2 separate regions of the Homo sapiens genome follow, and region 1 is linked to region 2. Evidence: read pairs that join two places in POLR2A ChIA-PET (ENCODE). Cell type or tissue: PC-9. All regions are shown on one strand. Links, peaks and the distances in the headings refer to the core of each region. The heading gives the core; the rest is flanking DNA. Region 1 overlaps TBL1XR1 (TBL1X/Y related 1). Region 2 has its middle 15 kb from the start of LINC00501.

Region 1 (9,512 bases), core at 808-8,807, 210 kb before region 2:
CTTCCAATAGTTAGGAAAATGATTATACAACCAAAACATGGCTGGTGTTATTTTTCTTCAAAGTAACATACTGGCAAAAATAAAACAAAATTTTTTAGAGGGCTTTAGCATAATATTTTAATGATTTTATCAAATAGCATAAAATGTTGCTCACTTTTTCTCCTTAACTGTAAAAAGAAGTAAATTTTAAAAATAAAAAATATTAGTTATTTGCAAGAAGGCTGATTTAGTTAAAAAAGAATATCAGTTACTTGGGAAAAGACCATTGGGTGGGGTAGAACCATGAGTTATCCACTCCAGTTTTATCTATGAAACTTGGCAGGATATGAAGTCTCTATTTTCTCACCATCTCATCTGTAATGTTCAAGTCTCAAAAAGCTCTAGGTATGTATGAGATAGGCTGGAATACAGTTCCCAAAACTCAAATGATGCTTTCTTACTGGACATACTTAAACCTTAACACGAAGTGGGGGAAAAAAGAAAACTGAGGCATGACTCAAATATATCTAATTATACTTATTTGTCCTCATGTCACAGAAATGACTGAAAGGAGAGGTCAGGAAACTTTTATATAAAGAGCCAAACAATAAATATTTCAGGCTTTATCAGCCATACAGCCTGTTACAATTACTCAATTCTGCTGTGTGGTGCAAAAGCAGCAACACACAATATGTAAACAAACGAGTGTGGCTGTGTTCCAATAAACTCAACTTATGGACACTGAAATTTGAATTTCATAATATCATTGTATCATAAAGTATTATTCTTCTGATTTTTTTTTCCTAAGCACTTATAAAAATGTAAAGACCTTTCTTTGCTTGTGATTCTTATAAAAGGAAAGCGAGCTAGATTTGGTCCACAGAGTGTAGTTTGCCAATTCCTCTTTAAAAATGATATATTCACATCTATTCAGCATAAAGAAATATCTAACGTGGAACTATGCTGGTTGTCCTGCCACATCATGGATTTCTTTATGATACAGTTAGCAGATTTTTTAAAAAAATCAAAAATTAACAAGCATTTGAGTAGGCTACCAGGTGACAAACTGCTACTGCCCTACATTGAGGACAAAGTGGTGACTAAGTACCACCCATCAAGCTTGTCATAGGGAGAAAGACAAATGGGAGGCAATGACAATTTTCTAGTGGACACACACAGAAGAAGCCCTAACTAAAGTTAGCAGTCTAGGAACACATTTAGAAGGAGTGTCCTTGGTATTCAGACTAAAGGAGGGGCACGAAAACAAGGGTGCTTGGGGAAGGGAGGGAGTGAACAGAAGCATCCCATGAGCTGCAGCAGGTGTGGAAGGAATGAGTGAGGACAGAGACGAGTAAGGCTTGAAATGCAGGCAGAAACTATATTCAGGAGGACCTTCAAGGCAGCACTAAGAGAAAACAAATCCATTAAACAGTTTCAGGAAGAGCAGGGAAAAGCACAGACTATAAAGAAGCTAGATTGGAGTAAGAGGAATTAGGGAGCCAAATTAGGAAAATATTGCAGTAACTCAGGAGAAGACTAAATCCTGGACTGTCACAGAGGAACACTGGGGTTCCAAAAATATTTAGAAGGTAGACTCAATGGTAACTGACTGGATGCATAGTTGAGGCATAGTTGAGGAAAAGGAAAGAATCAAAGGTTTCTCTCTGGACAACTGAACGGTTGGTACTGTCAATTACTGAGATGGGAAACCACAGAGGAAGAGTGACAATTACAATATCTTCATCTAAAGAAAAGGTACCCTCTTCACCAAAAAAATTAATTCAAAGAGTACAATTAACTTTATATAACCTGAATGTTTATTACATGCTTAATGGAATAAGTCAAATACTCTTTTGAGGATACTGGCCCAGGGCACTGGTCTAGATGTACTATAGTACACTAGATGGTAAATGTTCTGGCAGGACACCTTCCTCAACTTTAGCCTAACCACCAGTAAGGTGCGGTATTGTGCTCGGCACACATAGCAGGCACAGTCAATTCTGAAGGCATGCTAAATTGAATGACTTTAAAAACAAAACATCCAACCCCATCCATGATAAAATTATAAGAAATTAAATCATAATTTGATCAATCATGAATATGTTTGTCACGGGGAACAATTAGCAACTATTTTATTTTTAGGATTTCCCAAAATGAGATGGGCTAGGTGGAATCCAACTGAGACAGACTGACAAAGAAACAGTAAATTTTCTTTTCCCCTAATATCATTCAGTCCAAAACTTGGATGAAAGTATCCAACCTGCAAAGGTTTTTCACAATGCTCATTCTGATTAGCAAAGGCCATCAATTTCCCAGCTGAAACTAGTAACAAGTGATGCTTCCAGCACCACCTAATGCATTCCAGGGCAAAGAAAAATACAAATCAAAATGATATAAATTATTGCTTTTAAAAATTCCTGCAATAAATATATATTGCTGGTATATTTTTAAGTCATAATAAAAAATACCAAATAAGAGCAGGAAAGTTATCTGTCCAAACTGCTATAAACTGATTATTTAATTGATCATAGTGCTATATTAGTTCCCGGCAATTAAGTTTTTTTTTTAAAGGAAAAAGACCTTGAAAGGCTTACTTCTAAAACAACTTAAAAGCCTATGTGCCAAAGAGTGAAATTAGAGAAAATGCCACTACTTCATGAGTGGACTTAATAAGGCTTTGCAGAACTTAGAACTTGTCCATTATGGTTTATTTATATAGCCAAATGAACGCTCTAGGATGTGATGTAGTCTTCCCCTGCCCGCATGAGTACTAAATACTAGGAATCAGATCTCAAAGAGTACACAAGAAGACTTACCACTATAGTTCCTCCATTCTGGTATCTTTTAGAACAACTGTCTTTAAACTAGGTCACAAAACAGCACTGAGACACTCATCCAGTCTTTACACTTCACCACCCAGGTATCAGGCCTGATGAAGAGTATATCATGCATAAATGAAGTCCTGCCCTCAAAGAGCTTATGGCTTATTAAATAAACAGGATATTCAAAATAGACACTTCCTAAATTCACAAAGGATTTATTTGTATATTCTACCTGATCATATTTACTCATTCTTAAATATTAACTGAGATCCTCCCAAAAATTAGATCTTTGTAACTTTCCTCCTCTCAGAAATCACTTGTATACTCATAAAAGCTTTTATTTAAAATTCCAATCACTTATAGGCAATCAACTACTTAATTCAAACCATAGCTATATTAATGTAGCCAAAAGCAAATCCAAAATTAGTCTTAATATTTAGCCAATTGGTGGCTATATTCAAAAGTTCGCTTAATATTGTAAATGTTCACCATGAAATATCATTTTACTGCATAACTTTGTAGCCAATAATTCAGCAAATATTACAAAAACACAGGACTAGTGAGGCAATCCAGCTACGACTATTCAGTGAGCTGAATATGTACAGCATTTTCAGCATCACAAAACTCAGTTCAGCATATACTCGCTGGACAACTACTGCTCCAAATATTTAATCCTCTCCTAGTTCTCCTACACATCAAAGTACTACTTTAAATGTCACCCTCAATCAAGACAGACAGCATATTCTTTTCTGATTCCATTCTTGAAGCCAGGGCCCAACTGTGATCCTCGATTACATAATTTTAAATCTAGATGACTGAAAAAAACAGTGAAAGAGTTATGGACACAAAGAAAGAAATAAGATTATCTTCTTAAATCTCCTAGCTATAGCACATTTTTAAGAGATCTGGACACTCTTTGCATGATCTAAAGTCAAATGTGTAATCGAAATTACTTTATCTTACAAACATAACTTAGTCCAAAACTAAAGTATAATTATAACTTAGATGTGACGAACTTAAATTACTTTTCCTTCTCTCTTTCATTGGAATCCAGAGCTCGGATGTAAATTAAAAATAACATCTTGGATGGCCTATATGATTTTAGACAAGTGATGCAAATTTTCTGGGTCTCTGTGTCATCTATAAAATGAGAAAATGGAATCAGACAGTCTCCTCTACTTCTAAACTTCAAAGACGTGAGTCAGTATATGTCACAGAGTTGTATATAGGAACCTTGCAAGCTACCTGAGAGTATGAGGTCATAAAGCAATTTTTAAGAAAGCATTTTTATAGGCCTAAAAAATGTATTAGAAGACCAAAATCAGGGTCAGATCTCAGACAGACATCTCCAGGAATCAGGAAAAGGGAAAACAATAAGCTCATCTCATTAAGAAATATTTCAGTACCTACTGCACATGATGTTTATTAAGACTTATCAACCTTTATAAACACCAACATATAAAGACATAAAAAAAACAGTACACCAGCTGGGCATGGTGGCTTACACTTATAATCCCAGCACTTTGGGAGGCCAAGGCAGGCAGATCACCTGAGGTCAGGAGTTTGACACCAGCCTGATCAACATGGTGAAACCCCATCTCTACAAAAAAAAATACAAAAAAATTACCCAGGCATGGTGGCGCAGGCCTGTAATCTCAGCTACTCGGGAGGCTGAAGAATGAGAATTGCTTGAACCCGGGAGGTGGAGGTTACAGTGAGCCGAGATCGCACCACTGCAGTCCAGCCTGGGCAACAGAGGAAAACTCTGACGAAAGAAAAGAAAGAAAGGAAAGGAAAGAAAGGAAGGAAAGGAAGGAAAAGGAAGGAAAGGAAGGAAGGAAGGAAGGAAGGAAGGAAGGAAGGAAGGAAGGAAGGAAGGAAGGAAGGAAAAACAACACACCAAATCAATTATTCATTAGTTAACTGAGACTTCTAGTATCAAACTGGTTTCAACTGTGATCTAAGCCAGGGATCTGCAAACTACAGCCTGTATGTCAAATTCAACCTGTCACCTATATTTGTATAGCCCACAGGTAAGAATGGTTTTCACAAAATGCTTTTTTAAAAAACAGAATATTTGTTGTTTATTTGATGATAGGGAACACTGACTCATAATCTCAATTAAGCAATTTTTTAAAAGTCTCAGCAAAGCTCTTGAGGCTTGAAAGCAGTAAACTAGCATCCATTATATGATGAGTCACTTTGATTTAAGTCCAAGAGTCATTAGCTACAAATTTATTTCTTTTTATACCCAAAAGACCTCTGATGAGCTGCCTCATTGCCCACAGACATTGACTTCAACTTCCTAAATGTATAAAAGTGATTATTTACACAGATTATAACTAAGATCCTTCTAAAACATAAAAATACATATCCTAGGAAATAATAAATATGTATGGAATAACTGAATAAATTACAGTCAAGGTATATCAACAGGGGAACAAAGAAGGACAAGAAATGAAAATGCTAAGAGATAAGAAGATAGGTCATACTTCTGGTACATATTTTCAATAACTAAGCAGTAATCAGTCACAGAACTTAAGGTAAAGCAATGTCAGTCTGGCAAAGAATTAGAAAGTCAGACACGAAAAATAAAAATTGGCCAGGTGCGGTGGCTCACATCTGTAATCCTAGCACTTTGGGGGGCCGAGGCGGGTGGATCACCTGAGGTCAGGAGTTCAGGGCCAGCCTGGCCAACGTGGCGAAACCCCATCTCTACTAAAATACAAAAATTAGCCAGCATGAGGCAGGTGCCTGTAATCCCAGTTACTCAGGACGCTGAGATGGGAGAATCGCTTGAACCCAGGAGACGGTAGCTGCAGTGAGCTGAGATTGCACCACTGCACTCCAGCCTGGGCAGCTAAGCAAGACTCCGTCTCAAAAAAAAAATAAATAAATAAATAAAAATAAACTAAAATCAAGATCTGTCAAAATCTGTCTGACTAGCATAAAATACTGAGTGTGTCTGAATAGGAATCTGTATTACAATAGAAAGCTAATGAGACTTTATCAACTAAAACTAACTACTTATTCTAGCTTTGGAACAGACATGTTCTGAGAATCTGTTTTTTTTTTTTTTTTTGAGACAGAGTTTTGCTCTGTTGCCCAGGCTAGAGTGTGGTGGTGCGATCTCGGCTCACTGCAAGCTCCGCCTCCCAGGTTCACGCCATTCTACTGCCTTAGCCTCCCGAGCAGCTGGGACTATAGGCACCCGCCACCGTGCCCGGCTAATTTTTTGTATTTTCAGTAGAGACGGGGTTTCATCTAAGAATCTCAAAGAGTGGAACACATGCTAAAGCTTTACAAGGACAGTTAATCACCTGAATAGATAGGAACTCTGCTTAAAACTCAAATATTATAGGAAGAACAAAGAGAAAAGGAGGCCAGGGTAATAAATACTACCCACAGTAATGTTTATGAAACACTGTATTAGAAGAAGATGTGGTTATTCCTTGGTTCCTCATGAGGGAAAAAAATCCTACGTAACTCAGACTAGTAAGTAAATCAAAACTTGTGTCCATGGATTGGTTATACTCAGTCAATTCTCTGGAAGGGCTAGAGTAAAAATGTCCAAAAGATTGTTCAGGAAGCAGAAATATGTGATTGATAACAGCCCAAGTATCAAAGTATAGTTTTAAAAAAAAACTGTGAAGAGATCAACATCCATCCCCCACAGGGCAATAAATGCTCGCTCAAATCGAGTGAAGACGATGCAAACTAAATTTAGTACTCAGCTAATAGATTGACACATACAGATGTGCACTCACACACAACCCAGCTACTAGTAAACCCAGAAGAAAAAGGGAAAAGTATATGGAGTAAAGATAACTGACATAAATTGGAGAAGGCTTCCAACTTTTATTGAAAACTAGGAGAAATCCACCATGAAAGTCTCATAGGTCAATTTCACAGGATGAGAGAAAACAGTTGGCAGTACTGTCATATAAAATGTACTATTTAAAAAACAGGCAAACAAAAAAGCCCCCAGGGCACATGGGCTGGGGAGAAGAGAAGTACATCACTCCATAACCACACTGAGGCCCTACCGTGTACATTCCTTATATGTGCCCTACCCAGTCAAGTTACAGATTCTAACTGCAAAGTTAACTCTTAATATTTCTTAATAGAATAGTACCTTCTTAGAAGATTCTTTCTTAAAAGACACACAGCAATGTACTTCACTGTTAAGGCTGTTCAAGGTGTTCAAAACTTAAAATCAGATACGGTATTCTATTATACTAATGACAAAATGTGATCAACTTTTTATTTAGCATAGTAATTGGGATCCGTAGACCCCTGGAGTTCCCAAGACTTTTTAAGGGAACTGTGAGGTCAAAATTACTTTTATGGTATTACTAAGATATTACTTGCATTTTTCACTCCATTGGCATTTGCACCAATGTTACAAAGCGATAGTGGGTAAAACTGCTCACACCTTAGTATTACGAATCAAGACCTGATGGTATTACTAGTAGTCATTGTATTTTTTCACCACTATGCACTCAAAAAAAAAAAAAAAATTCCCTGAAGAATATCCTTGAATGAAACAGAAAAGGTGATATTATGAAAATCTTAAATGTTCAAATACACATCTTTTTAATATGCTGTGTGTGTAACAAAGTGCTAAGTAACAGAGTTACTTCCGTTGCATACTAAAATGATGGTTGTCTCAAAAAACAGGACTGCAATGGTTTGAATTGCAAGTTACACTAGCCACTTTTTTCATGGAACAGCGTTTATACTTCAAAGAAGAAATGACAATATAGTTATTCAGACTGGGGATTTGGCAGACATTTTCCTGCAAATGAATGAAATGGCCAGGCGCAGTGGCTCACGCCTGTAATCCCAACACTTTGAGAAGCCGAGGCGGGTGGATCACTTGAGGTCAGGAGTTCGAGACCAGCCTGGCCAACATGGCGAAACCCTGTCTCTATTAAAAATACAAAAATTAGCCAGGTGTGGTGGCATGCACCTGTAATCTCAGCTACTTGGGGGGTTGGGGCAGGAGAATCGCTTGAACCCAGGAGGTGGAGGTTGCAGTGAGCCAAGACAGGACCACTGCACTCCAACCTGGGTGACAAAGAGAGAGTTTGATTTCAAAAAAAGAAAAAAAATACATTAGTAAGTAATACAAAATTTCCATTTTAATATCTGATACATTTAATATTGATAACTATAACCCACATAAACAAAAGCTCTTTGAGATCATCAATAAATTAAGATTGTAACAAGATCCTAAGACCAAAATGTTTGAGACCTATTGAGTCCCTCATGGCAATATTGGTGACAAATATTTTTGTCAAAGAGTTTCTCTGGAAAAACTGGAAAACAGGCTCCTTAGCCCACAGTACTGGTCATATTTTAACACAACCTAAATCTTTAGTTTGGTTTCTGTTGTGTTCATGTTGGAATACATATTGATAAGTTTATACTTAATAAACAAAAAAGGTACTTAAAAGCCATAAATATCAGAGTATCAAAGCTCTAGTTTTGATATAACACATGGCATCTACTAACTCTAAAACATATTGGAGGAATGAAAATTATAAATTTTCTGAGACTACACTTCTATAAATGGACTTCTATTTGGAAAGATTCAATCATTTTACTTAAATTTAGTTTTTCTATCATGCATGTAACAAATGTTTTACTGAGTACTACACTACACGCCTGCCACTGTTCTAGGCCCTTAACACTGTAGCAATATAGAAATCCATTAATATAAAGGAACAATACAGTGAAGAGTGGGCTTCATAGCCAAACTTACCCCATTTGCTACCAAACTTTAGTAGAAGGTGTAGCGGAGTGTGGAAGCTGCAGTAAAGGCGCACTGCTCCCGCAACACACTGTCTTTCCTTCTGGTGGGATTCAGCACGTTTTTGTTTGTTTTGCCCAGACTCATCACTTGTATTGTAGAAGGTGCCAAAGGGTTGCAATCCCTTTCCTTCTAACCAAAACTTGAAACTAGTCTCTCTCTTGCAGCATTTATTTCCCAAGAAAACCCATTCAGGACTCCAAACATGGGGTAGCGTTCTTTACCACATACACAGCAACAAAGAATGCAGGTCTTTGGTACTGGAGAATTGATTCATTACATACTCAACCTGTTTGCTACATAAGGAATAAAGGGAGCAGGGCTAGCTGGGCAAAAAATCTGAAATTCTTTATAGCCAGATTTCCAAGTTATACCTGGTACAGTTTCCATACCCATCCCTGTGTACCTTGAGGATACGTAAGAAAGAACAGAGGAGATGTAGGGAGTGAAAGAGCTAGAGAATAGAGAGGCATATGTGTTTAATAATGCCAAGAAACTAGTCTACACTCACACTGCTATTCCTGACTGCATCAATAATTGCTGTGGATATATTAGAAGATATTCAAGCATAAGATAGGGTTTTCCTTCTTTCCAAAGTCCTTGCGTATGAGCCATGATCAACCTCTTTACCAACAGGAAGCCTAAGCCTAGGGAAAAATGTGAGTAAGCACAGCTCTCCCTACGCTTCTATCAACGCTTTCCCTAGATCAACCTTTTTCTTACCAACCACCTCAAAATCGGGCACTATTTCACTAATTAACCTCTCTGCCTTGACAACTTCCTCATCCCCACCTTCTCGTGAGCCTGAAATCTGATCCCCGGCATTCTAACATCAACGGAGCCCACTGCCCTTTTCAAACAGACTTATATTCCAAGTTTTCTATGCTACCTCCCCA
Region 2 (9,512 bases), core at 737-8,736:
CTCCTGGGTGCAAGTGATTTTCCCGCCTCAGCCTCCGGAGTAGCTGGGGTTACAGGCACCTGCCATCATGCCCTGCTAATTTTTGCATTTTTAGTAGAGACAGGGTTTCACCATGTTGGCCAGGTTGGTCTTGAACTCCTGACCTCAGGTGATCCACGCGCCTCAGCCCCACAAAGTGTTGCTATTACAGGCGTGAGCCACAGCACCCACACCCCACCCACATCTTTGTTTTGTTTTGTTTTTAATCACTTTGCTATCCCAAAGTAGAAGAAAGTGAGGATAGAGAAAATTATAAATCTTGGCCACATATAGCATAGACAAAAAATGATATTACTTAAAAAAGAGAAGCTATACAGGCTCTTTAACCTTGAATTGACAAGCAAAACTATTCCAACATTTCAATGGTAGATTTAGCTACCATAAAACAATATGACAATGCAACACAATCGTTTGACACTAAAATGTTATAAAAATCTTTGAAATTATTTAAACAGAGAGTACACCTAAATTCCATTAGTAGAGTTCTCTCCTAACTAAAATGGTTAAAATCCAATGAACCTTTTTTTGGGTTATTTGTTAACTATAATTTGCATTAAGTACATATTTTGAAAGATAAGTATTTAAAACTCATTTTTCCTAAAACAAAGATTGATATTAGTACTTCAGTTTTTTGTTTTTTTGTTTTGTTTTGTTTTGTTTTGGAAATGGAGTCTCGCTCTGTCACCCAGGCTAGAGTGCAATGGCACGATCTTGGCTCATTGGAACCTCCGCCTCCTGGGTTCAAGCGATTCTCCTGCCTCAGCCTCCCAAGTAGCTGGAATTATAGGCGCTGGCCACCACGCCCGGCTAATTTTTTGTATTATTATTATTTATTTTATTTTTTGTGATGAAGTTTTGCTCTTGTTGCCCAGGCTGGAGTGGAATGGCGTGATCTTGGCTCACTGCAAGCTCTGCATTCTGGATTCAAGTGATTCTCCTGCCTCAGCCTCCCGAGTAGCTGGGATTACAGGCGTGAGCTACCATGCCCAGCTAATTTTGTATTTGTAGTAGAGACAGGGTTTCTCCATGTTGGTCAGGCTGGTCTCGAACTCCTGACCTCAGGTGATCCACCAGCCTCGGCCTCCCAAAGTGCTGGGATTACAGGCTTGAGCCACCATGCCTGGCCCAGATAGTTTTGCCCACTAAAGAAGCAGGTTAGTTTCAGAGGAGTACAATTTTAGGTGGGAGAAAACTGATAAGTGAACACGCTTCATCAACAACTATCATTCAGCACACCATCAACAAAGAATCTCTAGAAGATGGCATTTTTTATGCTAACCAAAATATATTTACTCTACTTACAAGTATGTAAAATATATTTGTGCTTTTGTTTCCTTATCTGTAAAATGAGAAAAATAATTATACCTACCTTAACTCAAACTTCTGAGTTAATATGGGAAAATCATGTAGAATGTTGTATGGTATATAGCAAATGTTCTATGAGTTTACTATTGTTTGTTATTTAAGCAAATCAGAAAATAGAGTTAATAATATCTGTTCTTTGGATGAAGTTAGTATAGGGTTGTCAAATGGAGATTTATTCTTCCTGGTGAGGGTGAAGAATGATGGCTTGAAATTAAATTCCTGCCTCCCTGTGTTTTTGTTGGGTATGATAAGATTGTTTCACTTTTATTCACTGGAGGAGGACCTTAGGATTATTAGAGAGGATCCAGGGAGGGAGGTACATTCACTGAGTCCATAGCGACTAGCTTTCATGACCTGGACCCTCCATTTCCTCTATGTATTTGTAAAGCTTCTTTTATCCTTGTTGGATATAAGTTTTCTGCCTGTAAGTTTCAAGCCAGCAGATTACCTGATGAACCTATTAAAAAGAAAGAAAGCATTGTTTCCAGAAAATGTTTTGTACTCTTGAGCTCCCAGGCTAAGCTAAGTCAGCTGCTGAGGTAGACGTTGACAGATCACTGGACAGTGTTACCTTAACAGAAGAAAAATTAGTAGCTATTTTAAACAAGAAAACTACAAAAAGACATGGGCTATAATGTCAGATTTCATAATCTTTAGAAAGGTTGAAGAAAGCACCGTGGTTAGAGCCCTGGGTCCAAGCCCCAGCTCTGCCTCTTACTGGTTGTGTCTCCTGCAAGGACCCTGGCATCCATGAGGATGGTCACTGTATTTAACTGGGTTCCACCTAAGTGTCTGTAGCAGAGAGTGCCAAAATACATTGGCTTTAAAAAAGTAGATGCTTGGCCAGGTGCGGTGGCTCATGTCTGTAATCCCAGCACTTTGGGAGGCTGAGGCGGGCGGATCACCTGAGGTCAGGAGTTCGAGACCATCCTGGCCAACATGGTGAAACCCCCGTGTCTACTAAAAATACAAAATTAACCTGGTGTGGTGGTCGGCGTCTGTAATCCCAACTACTTGGGAGGCTGAGGCAGGAGAATCACTTGAACCCGGGAGGCAGAGGTTGCAGTGAGCCAAGATCACGCCATTGCACTCCATCCTGGGCAACAAGAGTGAAACTCCGTCTCAAAAAAAAAAAAAGGCCGGGCGTGGTGGCTCATGCCTGTAATCCCAGCACTTTGGGAGGCCGAGGCAGGCAGATCATGAGGTCAGGAGCTCGAGACCATCCTGGCTAACATGGTGAAACCTGGTCTCTACTAACAATACAAAAAAATTAGCCAGGCGTGGTGGCACATGCCTGTAGTCCCAGCTACTCGGGAGGCTGAGGCAGGAGAATGGCTTGAACCCGGGAGGTGGAAGTTGCAGTGAGCTGAGATCGCTCCACTGCACTCCAGCCTGGGCATCAGAGCGAGACTCCATCTCAAAAAAATAAAAAAAAATGTAGACGCTTGTTTCTTTCTCCGTAGACGTCCGGAAATAGGTAGTTCATCTCTGTTTTTGTTTTGTTTTGTTTTGTTTCGTTTTTTGAGATGGAGTCTTGCTCTGTCGCCCAGGCTGGAGGGCAGTGGCATGATCTCGGCTCACTGCAGCCGCTGCCTCCTGGGTTCCAGAGTTCTCCTGCTGCCCAGGCTGGAGTGCAGTGGAGCAATCTCGGCTCACTGCAACTTCCACCTCCCGGGTTCAAGCCATTCTCCTGCCTCAGCCTCCCGAGTAGCTGGGACTACAGGCACCCGCCACCATGTCCGGCTAATTTTGTATTCAGCCTCTCGAGTAGCTGGGACTACAGGCACACGTCACCACACCTGGCTAATTTTTTTGTATTTTTAGTAGAGACGGGATTTCACCATGTTGGCCAGGCTGATCTCGAATTTCTGACCTCAGGTGATCCACCCGCTTTGGCCTCCCAAAGTGCTAGGATTATAGGCATTAGCCACCACGCCTGGCTATCTCTGGGTTTAAGATGCCTACTTTTGTTCTGCCCATCTCAGCCAGCAGGAAGGAAGTAAAGGGTCAGGCATACACAATCTTTGTAAGGGCAAAACTGACAAAAAGGGCACCTATCACCTTCTCACATTTCATGGCTAGAACTTAGTCACATGGCCACCTCTGGCTGCAGGTGTGGCTAGATAAAGCAGTGGTCTTTAGTTAGGAAGCCATGGCCTCAGTGGAAACTCTATGTCTGTGGAAGGGGAGATCAGATACTGAAAGATAACTGGCCATATGCCTTGTCTTGGGAGAACTTGGAGTATTTGGAATATTTCACAGTACTTGGAAGAAGATAACATGAAAATCCAGTAGAAAGAGCACAGGACTAGAGGCCAGGCATGGTGGCTCATGCCTGTAATCCCAGCACTTTGGGAGGCCGAGGCAGGTGGATCACCTGAGGTCAGGAGTTCGAGACCAGCCTGACCCATATGGTGAAACCCCATCTCTACTAAAAATACAAAAAATAAGCTGGGCATGGTGGCACACACCTGTAATCCCAGCTACTTGAGAGACTGGGGCAGGGTAATTGCTTGAACCCAGGAGGCGAAGGTTGCGCCATTGCACTCTAGCCTGGGTGACAGGGTGAGACTCCATCTCAAAAAAAAAAAAAAATATATATATATATATATATGTATATATATATAGGTGTATATATATATATGTATATATATATGTGTATATATATGTATATATATATACGTATATATGTATATATATGTATATATATATACGTATATATATGTATATATATGTATATATATGTATATATATATGTATGTGTGTGTGTGTATATATATATATATATATATATATATATATATAATCCCCTTTCCTTGTACTCTGGAAACAATCAAATTCAGCATATAGATATATATTCCCACTAATTGTCCTCCAATCTTCAGTACAGTCTGTTCATAAAGTAGTCTTGTGTTACTAATATGTAGGGAACTAGCGGATGAGGTGATGTTGAGAGGCCTGGTGTTCTTTGTGACTCCATCTTTTGATGCTGTCATCACCAGCAACAGCATTATTCCAAAGAAAAGTGTGGTTCTATTTTTCCACGACAAGCAAAAAGGCAACCAGAAACCAAGTCAAAGTTGACTTGGAGTCAAGGTCAGTGAGGAGACAGGTTATAGCCAGATGGTCTCTAGGAAGGAAATGAGCCTTGTGTTTTCAAAGATAAATATTTAATTACTTACCTTTCCTATAACAAAGTGTGTGTGTTGGTGGAGGGGTGGGTGCAAACCTCATTTGTAAGTGGGAAGGGAACTCAAGCTGTTTTATGTAAATATCAAAGGAAAGGCTGATCCCAGCAGACTAGAAGGTTGGGATGCTTCCAGGGAGGCAGGTAAACAAGCCACGACGGTAAGTTTAGAGTGGGTAAGTGAGTGAACTATGAATGTAGCTGATCCTTGAGTCCAGGCTGCGTTGGGAGGCTAGGAATGGGGTGTTGGATAAAGTACACTTACAATTTGGGAAGGAATCAAGGACTTGGAGTAGACCCTTTCAGAAAAGAGCAAGTAGCTTGGGTGCCTGAGCAGAAGTGGACGGTCAGGAACTGGTGGTCAGTGAGAGAGCAGAGATCAACATCTTAAAGCCACATTCCTACTGAAGCAAGTCAAGCGCGACTTTACAGAGTGACACACCTTTACAAACTTGTGGGCTGAAAAAGGAATGGAATTTTTTTTTCCCCTTTATACCAGACATTTCTGGATTATGAAGAGAGGAAACTTAGATCTTCTCTACCTTTAAAACCAATAAATAAATAAATAAAATAAAAATAAAAGAAAGAAGATCTCTGGCTTTACAGGTGATGAATGGTCCACCTAGTTATACTCTTGACTTTCCCTGTAAAAGAACATCGTTAGCCCATTCCATCCAGCAAGTGTTTCCCAAACTTCACTGGTCAAAAGCATTACCTGGGTTTCATCCCAAGCCATTTGAATCAGAACTGCAAAGAAGGGAATCTAAGAATCAGCACCTTTAGGCTGGGCGCGGTGGCTCACGTCTGTAATCTCAGCGCTTTGGGAGGCCTAGGTGGGCGGATCACCTGAGGTTGGGAGTTGGAGACCAGCCTGTCCAACATGGAGAAACCTTGTCTCTACTAAAAATACAAAATTAGCTGGGCATGGTAGCGGGTGCCTGTAATCCCAGCTACTCGGGAGGCTGAGGCAGGAGAATCACTTGAACCCGAGAGGCAGAGGTTGCAGTGAGCTGAGATTGCGCCATTGCACTCCAGCCTGGGCAACAAGAGCAAAATTCCGTCTCAAAAAAAAAAAAAAAGGATCAGCATCTTTAACAAGGGTTCCTGTGCACTTTTTTGACCAGGGACATTTGGGAAATATGATGTTCTCTAAGCAGTGGTGGTCACGTTACTGCTGGGGTGGTTCTGTATGCCCAGAGCAGATGTACTGCCGAGTGTGGTGGCTCATGCCTGTAATCCCAGCACTTTGGGAGACCGAGGCGGGCAGATTACCTGAGGTCTGGAGTTCGAGACCAACCTGACCAAAATGGTGAAACCCCATCTCTACTAAAAATATAAAATTAGCCGGGCATGGTGGCACATGCCTGTAATCCCAGCTACTCGGTAGGCTGAGGCAGAAGAATCGCTTGAACCCGGGAGACAGAGGTTGCGGTGAGCCAAGATCGCACCATTGCACTCCAGCCTGTGCAAAAAGAGCAAAACTCTGTCTCAACAAAAACAAAACAAAACAAAACAACAAAAAAAAGAGAGCAGATGTACTTAAAACTTAGGACAGGATGTAAGAGGAGAAGGGAAATTAAAGTTAAGCTGAGATAAGGAACAGAAATTCAAAGAGCAGCAAACCACGTTTGTGGATTTCTAAGTTCTTTATCTTAGTCATTTTGCTCTCTGGGCCTCTGTTTCCTTATCTGTAAAATGATGGGGTTAATCTACTTTTAGGGCCCTGGTGGGTGTCTCCAGGACCATTCTGAAGGGGAGAGCCTGTCTTAGTCTGTTTGTGTTGCTATAGAAGAATAACTGGCTGGATATGGTGGCTCATGCCTGTAATTCCAGCACTTTGGGAGGCTGAGGTGGGCGGATCACCTGAGGTCAGGAGTTTGACCCCAGCCTGGCCAACATGGTGAAACCCTGTCTCTACTAAAAATACAAAAATTAGCTGGGTGTGGTGGCATGAGCCTGTAATCCCAGCTCCTTGGGAGGCTGAGGCAGGAGAATTGCTTGAACCCAGGAGGCGGAGGTTTCAGTGAGCCAAGATCGCACCACTGCACTCCAGCCTGGGCAACGGAGTGAGATTCCATCTCCAAAAAAATAAAAATTACAAAGAAAGGAATAACTGAGACTGGGTAATAGGTAAAGAAAAGAGGTTTATTTGGCTCACAGTTCTGCAGACTATATAAGAAGCATGGTGCCAGTATCTGCTTCTGGTGAGGGCCTCAGACTGCTGCTACTCGTGACCAAAGGCTAAGGGGAAACAGTGTGTGCAGAGGTCACATGGCGAGAGAGGAAATGAGAGTGGGGGAGGTGCCAGGTTCTTTTTAACAACCAGCTCTCACAGGAACACAGAATAAGAACACACCATTTATCCCCCACTCCACCCAAGAAAGGGCATCAATCTATTAATGAGAGATCTACCCCCATGACCTAAACACCTCCCATTAGGCCCCACGTCCAAAATTGGGGATAAGATTTCAAAATGATCATTGGAGGGGACAAACATCCAAACTATAGCAGGCTCCCTCAGGCTTATCACAATCTCCTCTTCAGCCAAAGCAAATCCGCTTAGATTTGCTTTGTTGATTGGGCTTCTATGTCAGTACCATTTTTTTGAATTTAGAAAACTACTGCTCTAAATGATTTTAAAGGTCTTTACAGCTCTAGGATACTAAGTGTGTCTTCAGCAGCAATGCCAACAACAGAGATCATTAGCACAGAAAAAGAGCACCAAGAGGAACCTTAGGACGCAGGCTACATTTTGAGACCTAGTTTTAAATATTGACTCCTGCTGTTCAAGCCTGCTGGCTTCCTTGTTGTGGGCTGACATTCAAGTGGAGAAGAAATAATTGTGGTATTTCCATGAATATAGCAGCTTAACTTAAAGACACAAAATCAACCCCAAAGGTTGTTTGTCATTGTGTAGACAAAATAATAACTGGTTAATTGCCTGAATTTTCTTCCTGTTCACTGGTTGTTTTGGTATCAAGTATCTATAGCCAAATGTAAGTTCTGTTGAGTGACTTGGCATAAGACCAGCTGTGCATTCAAAAGCAGGTGTAGCCAGCAACAAGCCAGGTGCCTGGTGGGAGAGCCTGCCAGGAGTTGAGAGATGGCACTTCCCCTATGTAGGCAGTGCATGTTATGCTATATCTTTAGAAATAAGCATCTGTTTACAAATGAATATAACCTTTGCCTGCTTACTCACCTTTCAATCTAGGGAAAAGGACTGCTATAGGCCTGTGTGGCAAAACTTGGGTTCAAGTCCAGCTCTGTGCTTATTGCGTACTTTGGACAAATCACCTATCTTATCTAAACTGGGAGACAATAATATCTACTTTGCAGCACTGCTGTGAAGATTAAATAAGATAATGTATGTGAAAGCATTTTGTAAATAGCACGAAGTCTTAAAAATGTAAAGATACATTTATGATAATGAATAACGGCACCATATTCAAGCAAACAACATTAGGAAGAAAACACTATTACATTCACAAACTATACAAATGCTTTTATGTATAATCAGACAATAAATAATATGTTTATTAACATATCCATGTATTCATTCATTCACTCATTCCTGACTACATAGCAGTAGTCCCTGGGGGAGATAAGAAGTCAGTTAAGGGAAAATAGTTAGACAAAAGATACATTTAGGATTTGATGATCAAGCAGTTCAATGTCTATTGAGCCAGTACTATGTTCCAGGAGCCAGGTTCCTTCCCTGGGGGAGCACACATCTCCAGTGGAGGGGCTTATAGTCACAGAGGGAAGATAATGGCTCAGTGAAGTCTGATGAATCCAGAGGATATCCAGAGTTCACCCCCAGCTTGGCAAATGGATGCTGACTGAACACTGATTTGATCTCAAGGCAACTTTCCAGAATGTTCGTTGCTCTCCCCATTCTCATTCAATTGCACTCATCATGTCCTGCCTGGATGCTCAGGACTCTCCCAAATGCACTGAATGAACTGCAAGGTACCTGGGCTAAGCCCAGTTTAGCCTTTCAGAGTAGAATGACTAGACTTGTGGACAACTAGACTAGTAGACTAGTAGAGAGATGGTCCTCAGAGCCTCCCTAACATAGTACTGAAGGAAAAGCCTTTTTTTTTTTTGAGACCGAGTCTCACTCTTGTTGCCCAGGCTGGAGTGCAGTGGCGCGATCTCGGCTCACTGCAACCTCCGCCTCCCGGATTTAAGTGATTCTCCTGCCTCATCCTCCCAAGTAGCTGGGATTACAGGCGCCTGCCACCACGCCTGGCTAATTTTGCATTTTTAGTAGAGACGGGGTTTCGATATATTGGTTAGGCTAGTCTCGAACTCCTGACCTCAGGTGATCCACCCACCTTGGTCTCCCAAAGTGCTGGGATTACAGGTGTTAGCCACTGCACCGGCTTTTTTTTTTTTTTTTTTTTTTTTTTGAGAGGGAGTCTTGCTCTGTTGCTTAGGCTGGAGTGCAGTGGCGCAATCTTGGCTCACTGCAACCTCCGCCTCCCGGGTTCAAGCGATTTTCCTGCCTCAGCCTCCTGAGTAGCTGGGATTACTGACGCGCATCACCACGCCCAGCTAATTTTTGTATTTTTGGTAAAGACGGAGTTTCACCATGTTGGCCAGGCTGGTCTCAAACTCCTGACCTCAAGTGATCCGCCCGCCTCAACCTCCCAAAGTGCTGGGATTACAGGCGTGAGCCACCGCGCCCAGTTAGGAAAAGACTTTTTAAGTAAAAAATAAAAATCATTGTGCCTCCTTTGAACATGTTCTTTTCACATTGTAGTAGCCAACACAAATGATTTAGCATATACATATATGATTTATGTTGAGAAAATATGCAAGATGAAGTAGCTTTAAGCAGCAGAGATAAAGGAATCTGGGCTGCCTGTTAGTCACCATACCCTTTGGTTTACCTGTATAATATTGCACCATGCTGCAG

What was found. ChIA-PET counts read pairs that join two places held together with the same protein. Peaks named below come from ENCODE experiments on the same cell type or tissue, not always from the same donor. Only the 100,000 strongest peaks of a DNase experiment are listed, where the experiment ranks them.
Region 1: POLR2A ChIA-PET joins it to region 2 with 15 read pairs; 1 of 35 experiments calls an interaction of 5 or more read pairs at or near these places.

The regions. Positions count from the first base shown.
Region 1 is chr3:177,065,166-177,074,677 of GRCh38, forward strand. All of the region lies in intron 2 of TBL1XR1 (TBL1X/Y related 1), which reads right to left. Among named protein-coding and RNA genes, the nearest start is that of TBL1XR1-AS1, 33 kb to the left of the region's middle. In PC-9, for the core only: no CTCF peak of the experiment used is centred there; a DNase peak (open chromatin) is centred at 4,936; H3K27ac peaks cover 1,039 bases.
Region 2 is chr3:177,274,676-177,284,187 of GRCh38, forward strand. No RefSeq gene overlaps it. Among named protein-coding and RNA genes, the nearest start is that of LINC00501, 15 kb to the right of the region's middle. RefSeq lists an enhancer at 9,354-9,512. In PC-9, for the core only: no CTCF peak of the experiment used is centred there; DNase peaks (open chromatin) are centred at 5,006 and 7,624; H3K27ac peaks cover 883 bases.